Linked DNA regions of Homo sapiens: region 1 is linked to region 2. The links are chromatin contacts, found by Hi-C in ENCODE. All regions are on one chromosome and are shown on one strand. The core of a region is the stretch at or near the end of the contact, and the rest is flanking DNA. Distances in the headings are between cores, read along the strand shown. Region 1 has its middle 39 kb from the start of TSEN2. Region 2 overlaps PPARG (peroxisome proliferator activated receptor gamma).

Region 1 (5,255 bases), core at 803-3,302, 73 kb after region 2:
CCAATGCCACAAATGCCGGGACAGAGGGTTGTGCACGTCACGACGAAAGAGGACAGCCATGTTTCTCCAGCCCCACATTGCACTTATGATTCGACGTCGAAAGAATTTATTTTAAATTTCCCAGATAACCTGAGCTCTGTGGTTTCTGTTGCTATGGAAGTGGGGAAGAGGTTTCACTCTGCCCCGGGGAGGTAAAGGGAAGGCTTCACAGTGGAGGTGACATTTGAGATGAGTGGGAGGATTTATAAGAGTGGCCCAGGCAGACAAGGAAGAAACAGCTGGCAAAGGGCTCATGCACAAAAGCACGTGGCATGTTGGGAAGTATAAATATTGAGATGTGGCTGGGATATGAGGGTGCTGGGGGAGGAGGAATGGCTGGAACACTAGAATAGAATCAAGGCTTTTTTAATATAGGTCGGGACTTAAACTGATGGACGGAGTGATTTCTACTTTATCCAGGGAGCATGGAAAGCCTTGGAAGGTTTTAAGCAGGGAAGTTGCAAATCAGATATTCCCTCTGGTGATCCCTTCATCAGCCGAGGAGATAGGACTTGACTGGAGGGTGGGAGACCACGAGGAGGCTGTGACCATCATACAGATAAGAGGTGGCAGTGGCATGGTGAGGGAATGGCACTGGCATTGGGGTCGGAAGGAGTAGACAGATTTGGGAAACAGTCCAGGATCTACTTAACATGGAGGTGAGGGAGGGGGAACTCTCAAGGTGATACTCAGGTGACATGGATTGTGGGACAGGGACATGCTCTTTATTGGACTAGGGGGCTTGTTGGAGAGAACATTCATAAGTTCTGCTTCAGAAATCCTGAGGGTGAGGTATCTGTGGGGCACCCAGGCGGGGGTGTCTCGTTGGCTGTTTGATCTATGGGTGTCTGGAGCTTAGAGGTGCAGGCAGGCTGGGGAAGAAGGTGACCAGGGTTACAGAACAGCCACAGTAAAGGAGGCCAACATGTGTTCCTGCTGGAGCTCCCTGTAGGACCGTAGGTCAATCATCTTGCCCCGCAAACCCCATTTTCCCACTGGGCTCAGGAGGTCTGAATGTCTGCGTTGTCTTTGTATCCACTGGCTCCCTAAAGATGTACAGAGCGCCTTCTGCATGCCGGGGGCTGCTGGAGAAATGGGATTCCCATTTAACTGCCCGTCATCTCATTTCTCCAGCACAGTGACCATCTGAGAGAAATAGTATTGTTCCATTTCACAGGTGGGTAAACTGAGGCCATTAAGTGACAGAACTGGGAGTTCTTCTAAATTCAAATACGGTGACTGTCCTTCAAATTGGCAGAACCAAAGACCTCTGGGAATTGAAGGTTAGGGGCCTCCATAAATGGGCCTCCCCCTCCCCTGTGGCTGTTTATGCTGCCCCAGAGTGGGTATTTCTTCTACTCTGTCTCCACACACAGACGCGCACACCGTCCAAGAGGCATGCCTTGCTGACTCCTTCACAGGACTTTATTCTCTCCGGTAACTCAAAGGAAAGGTTCCCTGAGTGCCTATCTCGCCTCTGGGAGAGAGAGTTTTATTATCAGGGCAGCAGTGGCCCAGACGGCAGGGCCCCACAGGGCAGAGTCCTTTCACTCTTCAGATTCCTTCTCCCCGGGCTGCTGCCACCGCCCCCTCCTGCCCTGATCTGCATCCCTGGACCCCAGCCAGCGCCAAAACAGCGCTGAAAGTCAGCCCCGGCTCAGAAGCCCTGCCCGTTCTTCCTTCCCACCCCCATGTTTTCAAGCATGAAGCCTTGGGGCCTCCGTTTTCGCATCAATCAGATGGAGGTGATCCTTATTTCTACAGACCTAACAGGGCCATATGGAGGATTAGATGAGATAATGGAAGGAGAAAGTGCTTCGCAAACACCACAGACTAGCACTCCTGGGGCCGCCGTGTTATTAGTACTGTTACCTGACCTGGTGTCTCTGTACCCGCGGCTCCTGAGTCAGTCCTCAGGGCAGGTACAATTCCAGCTCCAAGGGAATGAGGTTTTCTCCCTGGAGCTATTGGAGGTCCCCCAGCAAACTTTCTGCCTGGTTTTTACAAGCTTTGTGAGAGGGTTTGTGCTGTGACTAACACCCGATCCTCTGACTCCCTTGGTCACCACTACCTGCTGGGCAGGAAGTCAGCAGGACTCGACCCCCCTTAATCACTGCCACCTTCCCATGACCCGCCTCAATCACGTCTCTTTACAGTTGGGCAGAGCCGGCTGGGCCTCCTCAAACTTCCATATCTGCACCGGGAGATCACTGATAGGGCTAATGGCATTTGCTTGCCTCCACACCCTGGGCCCAGTGCTCCAGGAGTCACGCAATCCCACAGGCCCAGGGCGGAAACTGTTCCCACAGCAGCAAGGCCCTCCGGCCTGGGGAGCCTCCCCGCCCCATAAAATATATGAAAAGAGCCTTTCTTCATGGCCACCTGGCCAGCCAGCCTCAAAGCCACAGGAAGTCCCCTCTCCTCCCCATCACTGCCCACCTCCATCCCTCCTGCCCTCACCCTACCACCCACCTCTGTGCACTCTCTCTCTCTCTCGCTGTCTCTCTCTCTCTGCGTTTGGGCTCCCAGGGATCTCCAGACCCCTAATTTCTCCTGCCAGGCATGAAAACTTTGCTAATTTGACAGCCCTCCATTGAATCACATATTCAGTCATTTGTTCATTCATTTGTTCAGTACTCACCAGGTGTCACCTCTGAGACAGGCCCTATTGTTGAATGCTGGGGACATAAAGATGAGTGAGACAATCCCTGACATCCAGCAGTGTGTGGGTTGGGATTGGGATGGAGAAACTGGAGGTAGGGACCACTGACGAGGCTGCTGCAGCAGCTCCAATGCAGGAGGCTGGCCCGTGTCCCTCGGCCTTACCACCTGGGTGCACACTGGCCCGACTTCTGGCCGCCAGCCCCTGTGGTTCCTTGCCTGAGCCCTTTCTAGCCACAGAAGTGTGCTTTGCTGTTCCATGCAGTCGACTAGATTTGCCAGGGTCTCAGTGCTCCCCAGGAGTGCTCTTGACTGAGGACTGATGATTAATTTAGTTGGGGCATATAGACCCCTGCTCCCTCACATCTCAGGTAGGATATCTGTTCTGCACTGACTCCCAGAGTTTCCCCAGTGGGATTCAGAGCCACTCTCCCACAGTGCCAACCTGCCTGAAAACAACTTTTCTGGCTGCCTTCTCTTCCAGGTCTCATTTCCTCACTCACTGCCTTACCCGTATTCTCTTATCTTCCAAATAAACTACTTGCACTCAAATCCTTTCTCAGGGTCTGCTTGTTGGAGGAGGCCAAACTAAGTAGACAGCAGGTTAGCAATAGAGGTGGCTGGAGTTAGGACAGCGGCAGTCACCCACTTATACAGATAGCGAGAACACGCTTGAGCACCTACTGTATACCCAGATCCTGAATGCTGAGGACACTGGGGTGAATCTGTCATGGGCCCTGCCTTTAAGAAACACACTGGGGCCAGGTGCAGTGGCTCACACCCGTAATCCCAGCACTTTGGGAGTCAGAAGTTCGAGACCAGCCTGGCCAACATGCCGAAACCCTGTCTCTACTAAAAAAAAAAAAAATACAAAAATTAGCCAGGTGTGGTGGCATGCACCTGTAATTCCAGCTACCCAGGAGGCTGAGGCACAAGAATCACTTGAACCTGGGGAGACGGAGGTTGCAGTAAACCAAGATCGCGCCACTGCACTTCAGCCTGGGTGATGGAGTGAGACTCTATCTCAAAAAAGAAAGAGAGAAAGAGAGAGAGAGAGAGAGGGAGGGAGGGAGGAAGGAAGGGAAGGAGAGAGGGGGGAAGAAATGCACTGGGCTGAGCACGGCGGCTCATGCCTGTAATCCCAGCACTTTGGATGGCCCAGGTGGGTGGATCACTTGAGCCCAAAAATTTGAGACCAGCCTGGGCAACATGGCAAAACCTCGTGTCTACAAAAAATACAAAAATTAGCTGGGCATGTTGGCTCACACCTGTAGTCCCAGCTACCTGGGAGGCTGAGGTGGGGGCATCACTTGAGCCCAGGAAGTCAAGGCTACAGTGAGCCGTGATCACACGACTGCATTCCTGCCTGGGTGACAGAGTGAGTCCCTATAAAAAAAAAAAAGAAAGAAAGAAAAGGGAAGGAAGGAGAAAGAAAGAGAGAGAAAGAAAAAGAGAGAAGAGAAAGAAAGAAAAAGAAAAGAAAAGAGAAAAGAAAAGAAAAAAGAAAGGGAAAAGAAAGAAATGCACTGTCTAGTGAGTGAGGCAGACAAGTAAACCAACAGTTACCAGCAGAGATATGGGCGATAACGGAACTTAGTATGGGATGCTATGGGCACACAATGGAGAGCCCCTAACTCAGCCTGGAGGATGGAGGAGGCAACAACTAAGCTGTGTCTTTTTTTTTATTTTTTTTGCTTGAGACAGAGTCTCGCTCTGTCACCCAGGCTGGAGTGCAGTGGCGAGATCTCGGCTCACTTCAATCTCTGCCTCCCGGGTTCAAGCGATTCTCCTGCCTCAGCCTCCTGAGTAGCTGGGATTACAGACAGGCACCACCAAGCCAGGTGTATTTTTGTGTTTTTAGTAGAGACAGGGCTTCACCATATTGGCCAGGCTGGTCTCAAACTCCTGACCTCAGGTGAAGTGCCCAGCTCAGCCTCCCAAAGTGCTGGGATTACAGGCGTGAGCCACCGCACCCAGCCTAAGCTGTGTCTTAAATGTTCAGTAGGAGCTGCTCAAGCGGAGAAAGTGAGTAAGGGTGCTTCAGGTAAAGGAACAGTATAGGTAAAGGCACAGAAGTATAACCAAGCACAGCCCAGTTCCAGAAACACTAAGCTGTCCACTGGGGATGGGACATTGGGCATATATGAAAGAATAGTGGGAAATGAGCCAGATTCCAGATCCTAAAAGGGCTCTTGGACATTACATTTTTTAAAGGGGAATCTGAATACATCAATGTTTAACCCGAAGACATGAAACTCTAGCCAGGTATGGTGACACACCCCTGTAGTCCCAGCTACCCAGGAGGTTGAGGCCAGAGGATCATTTGAGGCCAGCAGTTGGAGGCTGTGGTGAGCCATGGTTGCACCTGTGAATAGCCACTGCACTCAGCCTGGGCAACATAGTGGGACCAAAAAAGAAAGAAGAAAGAGAGAAAAAGAAAAAGAAAGAGGAAGGAAGGAAGAAGAAGAGAAGGAAGGGAGGGAGGGAGGAAGGAAGGAAGGAAGGAGAAGGGAAGGAAGGAAGGAGAAGAAGGGAAGGAAGGAAGGAGAAGAAGG
Region 2 (5,242 bases), core at 1,954-4,453:
AGAATTTAAACTCTAGCCCCAATACCTATTTAACATTGGGCAAGTCACTTAACCTTTTTATGTCTAATATTTTTAATCTGTTAGGTGGTAATAATACTTGTGTATAACAACATAGGACTGTTTACAACAAGCACTTAATAATTGTTAGCTATTGTTACTAAATTGTATTTCTGCTGATGGGTTCCAGAGTCTTTTCCTCCTTCACTAAACAAAACTCAGGATACTATGTGAAGGAAAAGAAGTGAGTTGGTAGAATTTATTTTTTAAATGCTTGAGTCAAAAGGAGAGCCATTTGTGGCTGAAGCATCAAAACCATTTTCTGATTTTCTTTCATTCTACTTGAAACTACATTAAAATTTTCTCCAATTTTCCAGATGATTGCATGATAATTCCTTTTAAGAGGACTTTAACACATGTAAGAAATAGAGTTACTCCCTCTGTTAGGAGAAATCATGGAAAGATATTATAATTAAAAGATAGTGAATTTTAGCTTAATTTTTACCTTTATCTAAATAACACTCGTACACAGCTACAGCTTTCAGTGAAGAAGAGATACTCATTCCCACAGCTAAATCCCGCTCCTCATAGGCAGTGATTTTACCTCTTTCACATATTTCTTCTGGCATTTACCTTCCTATCTCTAGAATAACATACTTACATTAATGGCCAGGCATAGTGACTCACGCCTGTAATCCCAACACTTTGGTAGGTCAAGATGGGCACATCGCTTGAGCCCAGGAGTTTGAGATCAGCCTGGGCAACATGGTGAAACCTCATCAGTACAGAAAATACAAAAATTAGCCAGCAGTGGTGGTGCATGCCTGTGGTCCCAGCTACTTGGGAGGCTGAAGTTGGAGGATTTCTCGAGCCCGGGAGTTTGAGGCTACAGTGAGCTGTGATTGCGTTACAGCACGACAGCCTGGGCCACAGAGAGAGACCTTGTCTCAAAAATAATTATAATAATAATAACTTATACTATTATTTTTAAAATTGTATTCTTATCCATTGACTTCTTACTGTGGGAGATAATAATTTAGTCCTTTTACTACCATATTCCCTTTTCCAAAACACATACTTCTCCCTCCCCTCCATCTTCACAATGTAGTTACTTGTAATTTGGGGTTAAATCAGTTGTCTGTGCTTACATTGTAGTAACTGAAAGTGCTGCTTAAGGTTGAGCCAAGCAGTGTGCTATGATTCTGTTTCCTCTCCTGCTTAGCTATTTACTTTTCTGGAGTTAATTTTTGTCACTTAGTCATTGCTCATTTTGTTGTCATTTCTTGCTATGTACTCATCACTAATTCATCCTCAAACTCTCTGACAGAGTAATAAAAACTCCTCTGAAAGTGGTCAGACATATCGGGCATTCTGGTTTCTCAGGTGATCCCACCTGGCCTTCTTCCTCCTGCATTTTCTCTAGGCTGCTCTGTATCTGTAGCCTGGGACTACCTTCCACCTCTCTCCTGTCTTTCAGATCCTTTGTTTCCTGGTCCCATCTTTTCTCTTCTTGGTTCTGGTGGAGAACTCTGGGAAAGAGTACGTGGGAGGTAACTTTTCTGGATGCCTTATCATTCTGAAAATGTCTTTACTCTCATACTTGATGGACGATTTGGATGAGTCTAAAATTCTAGGTTGGAAATTTTTTTTTCTCTTGAATTTTGGCAACATTGTTCTATTGATTTTCTAGCTTCCAGTGTTACTGTTGAGAAGTTCAGTGTCATTCTGATTCCTGATCCTTTCTATGGTACTTTTTTTTTTTCCTGTCAGGAAGTACTTATGATCATCTCTATAGAAGGGGTATTAATCTTGACAGTGTTCCTTTCTGTGTGGTTTAAGAAATCCTTTCTCTCTTGGGTTTTGTTACTGTTTTATAAATCCTTGATCTTAGTCATTCTAAGGTTAAAGAAAAACTGAGGAACAACTCAGGAATACGTTTCAAGTACATGTGATAAAAGGCAAATATGCAGAGGATGATAACTATATGTTTAAAAAATGGGAAAAAAGAGATAGTCGCAAACTTCAACATAGGTTAGATCATCATTTCTCAAACCATATTCCATCACATATTAAGCTCCTCAAATATTGCACACTGTGCTTTTTTCTCTCTTTTGTGTATTCTCGTGAACATTAGCCTGTTAGTTTAAGAAGTCTCACAGTAAACCTATTTAACCTTGCTTAACCTAGCATTGCCTAAATTTACTTGATCACCAGATTTTTTTTGTTTTGTTTTTAATTATTTTTAAAGGAACATTATTAACATATGTATAACACAGTTGGGGAAATGCCAGATAAGACATAGACTTTCCTGGCTGCTAAAGAGCAATTAAGCATTGGAATGAGTAACCAAGAGGAGCTGTGGACTCTCCTTTTCCAGAGGCCTTTAAAACAGGACATCTGTTTTAGGCGTAGTCCTGTTTAAACAATAGGGCTTTGCTGGCGGTTCTTCCTCTTCCTGTCCCCTAGTGGTAGTGTTGGAGGCTTTTAGCCCACCTTTTATATGACTGTAGTACTCTGGTGACTAATGTGTACACAAATTACTGTTATACTATTAATATTAATTATATTTATTGAGAACTTATTAAGTATCCAGCCCTATGGTAAGTGCTCTACATACATTATCTAATTTAATCCTCACAACAACTCTAGGAGGGAGACAATATTAATATTCTACAGATGGAGATTAGATATGAAGAGATACGAACTTCCAGCAATAGGGTTGGATTGGAACCTCGGGCATCTGACATGGAGCTGTGCCCATCCTTCTTCACCGTTAATGTTCAAAACAGCAAACGGCACAAAGCAAGCAAACAACATTTGTATATCTGTACTTACTATGTAAAAACAAACCAAGATAATGCTTACTTTATTAGACTATTCAAGACTATTCCCTACGCCTTTTGATTAATTCAGAGTTCATGACTTTTGTTAGAAACAAATTCTGTTACAGATTTAGTTCTTCGCATTTTATTCTGTGATAATTTGCCATCCAGGAAATGGTTCCTTACATGAGACTTTTTCCCTCATAAATTTGATGACATTCATATACATTCACTAAAGACCCCCAAAAAATAAATCTGGATCTGTGAAAAGTGGCAAAGGTTAAAAGTCCCATTTTCAGCATATTTACATGTAGTAACAACTTGATAACACAGCGCTGAGAATGCCAGGCTCAGAGGAGCCAAGCTGGGCTCCCGTCCAGTCAGCCTCTAGCTCACCAGGAAACCCTGAGCAGGTCACTTTGCCTCATTTTCTTTATCTGTCAAATGAGAACTCAGATGATCTCAAAACAGCCTTTTCTGCTGTAGTGTTTCAGGATGATTCTTGTCTCTGGATGTCGCTGTCATGATGGGAGAGGAATTAGTAAATTCCCAGGTCAGTTTACACTGCAGAGTGATCTTGATCTGCATGAATCAGTAAGGATGGGCTGGATAAACAAGTTGGAACCACAGTTATGAGTACCATGACATTAACTGAAACAAATGAGAAGGGATTGAAAAATCGGCGGTTAAGTGTCTTTTAAGGTCATTTCCAACAAAACTACAAAGGACCTATGAAAGGCTTTTCAGGCACGTACTCTTGTTGCCTAGCTGAACACATTTCTCCAATAAAGCTTTCATTTGAGAGTTACTCTTCATAGTACATCCCCTGCCCCCCTGCCTGCCTGGCACATTATAGGTATTCATGAAGATTTGTTGGAACTGTTAAATAATTGTTTAATATAGAACTGGAAGATCAGGAAGAAATAATGTTTTTCTAACCAGTATCCAGTGTAAAGTCACAAGTGTGGGCTATGGAGCTTCAGACCATCTGGATTCAATGCCAGTTCTACTGCTTAGTTACTGCGTACTTTTAGGCAAGTTACTTACTTCCAGGTCCATGCCTCAGTTTTCCCATCTTTAAAGTAAATTATAAATGCACCTACTTCCTCGGGCTGGTTGTGAGGATTAAATGACACAATCCGGGCACAATATTTGGCGTAGTACTTTGCACAGATTTAGTGTCCTGTTAGTATTAGCTAATGTAAATATGAAGAAGATGTAACATTTTACCAGCTATTCTAATCATAGCTTTTCTTTTCTTTTCGTAAGGGACAACATAAAACCCCAAAGGTAAAGCATATATTTCTGGTGTTCAATTTTACAATTTAGCATCTTTTCCAACCCACTTCCATACTCCCAAATAATAATGCCTATCAGATTAAAGAAGTTACTTTATTTTTGCATGAAATTGGTTGTATTTTTGTTGCACTACTTCATCCTTTGAGTATTGTGAAAAGTCTGCGCATTGACTATAATAGCATTTAAAGCCAAGTTTGAAGGTCTAAGATAATGGCACACATCCATGTCCTTTGCTCACAAGTTCTGCCTAAAGACTTTAGCCTGCTTGAAACACTCTAAAGGTTGTGAAATTAATGGATATACCACTGATGCAACACAACTCAGTGTCACCAGCTAGGGAGTTAAGACATGTTCTTGTTACTGAGAAGGGCTGTTGTTCATGCAAATATTTTGTTCATTTGTTCTTTCATGGGTAATTGCACGGAGTAACAAAAAACACCTCCTCAACTTACAGCTTGGCAGAAACAGTAGCTTATGTTTTCTAGAGACAAAATTAGAAGCAGGCTTTCTGGACCCATCTCTAAGTCAAAATAAAATAAAATGTCTAGGGAACCACTGTGCCTCCCAGTAACTATGGTCCATGGAATAATATTGTTTAGGTCAAGGTGTCCCAGAGTAAAAGGGAAGGGAGAAGGGCAGGGGGGAAGGGGAAAAGTGTGTTTGGGCAATGTTTTCATAGAGATGAAGAGGCAAGCTGTTTTTCTTTCTTACTTTGTCCTTTCAACTTAGAAAAATAAGAAAACCATCTAGGACCACAACCTTCCTCTTGTAATCAGCAAAAGAGAAAAAACTGAATATACATCGTTAAGGGGAATGGTTATGGCTTAAGTTGTATTTTATTGATAATGTTGAAGATTAACATTTTTTGGAGAGAACTTAAGTCTTAACAAAACTAAACTATTGAGAAAGTATTGTTATTTTTCCATCTTTAGTAGCAAAATGAAAATTTACTCTACTCTTCTGCATAAAATATGATCATCAATTGGCAAGAATTTGGTTAAAAAAAAAAACTGTGCATAGAATATGCACATGGGAAGATAGAATAATAAGATGCTGTCCTTTTACTCCAGACTGGAAGTCTAATGGTGGAGATAGTTATCCAGATAATTATATCTGAGTTAAAG

Evidence for each region. A loop is a pair of places that touch in the nucleus more often than their neighbours do. Pooled maps may share reads with other maps.
Region 1: a loop to region 2 is called in a map of PC-3, with 7 times the contacts of the local background. The contact joins two enhancer-like sites. A Hi-C loop is called at or near these places in 4 of 168 maps with a recorded cell type or tissue (CD14-positive monocyte, PC-3, heart left ventricle and 1 more) and 1 of 50 pooled maps.

What each region holds. Positions count from the first base shown.
Region 1 is chr3:12,443,104-12,448,358 of GRCh38, forward strand. No RefSeq gene overlaps it. Among named protein-coding and RNA genes, the nearest start is that of TSEN2, 39 kb to the right of the region's middle. RefSeq lists an enhancer at 1,450-2,649. Within about 2 kb of position 2,053, at least 8 of the 41 ENCODE cell types and tissues checked have a DNase peak (open chromatin) inside an H3K27ac peak, as active enhancers do; they include PC-3, where a contact is called at or near this core.
Region 2 is chr3:12,368,546-12,373,787 of GRCh38, forward strand. The region is part of intron 2 of PPARG (peroxisome proliferator activated receptor gamma); the gene reads left to right. Among named protein-coding and RNA genes, the nearest start is that of PPARG, 82 kb to the left of the region's middle. Within about 2 kb of position 3,204, at least 5 of the 41 ENCODE cell types and tissues checked have a DNase peak (open chromatin) inside an H3K27ac peak, as active enhancers do; they include PC-3, where a contact is called at or near this core.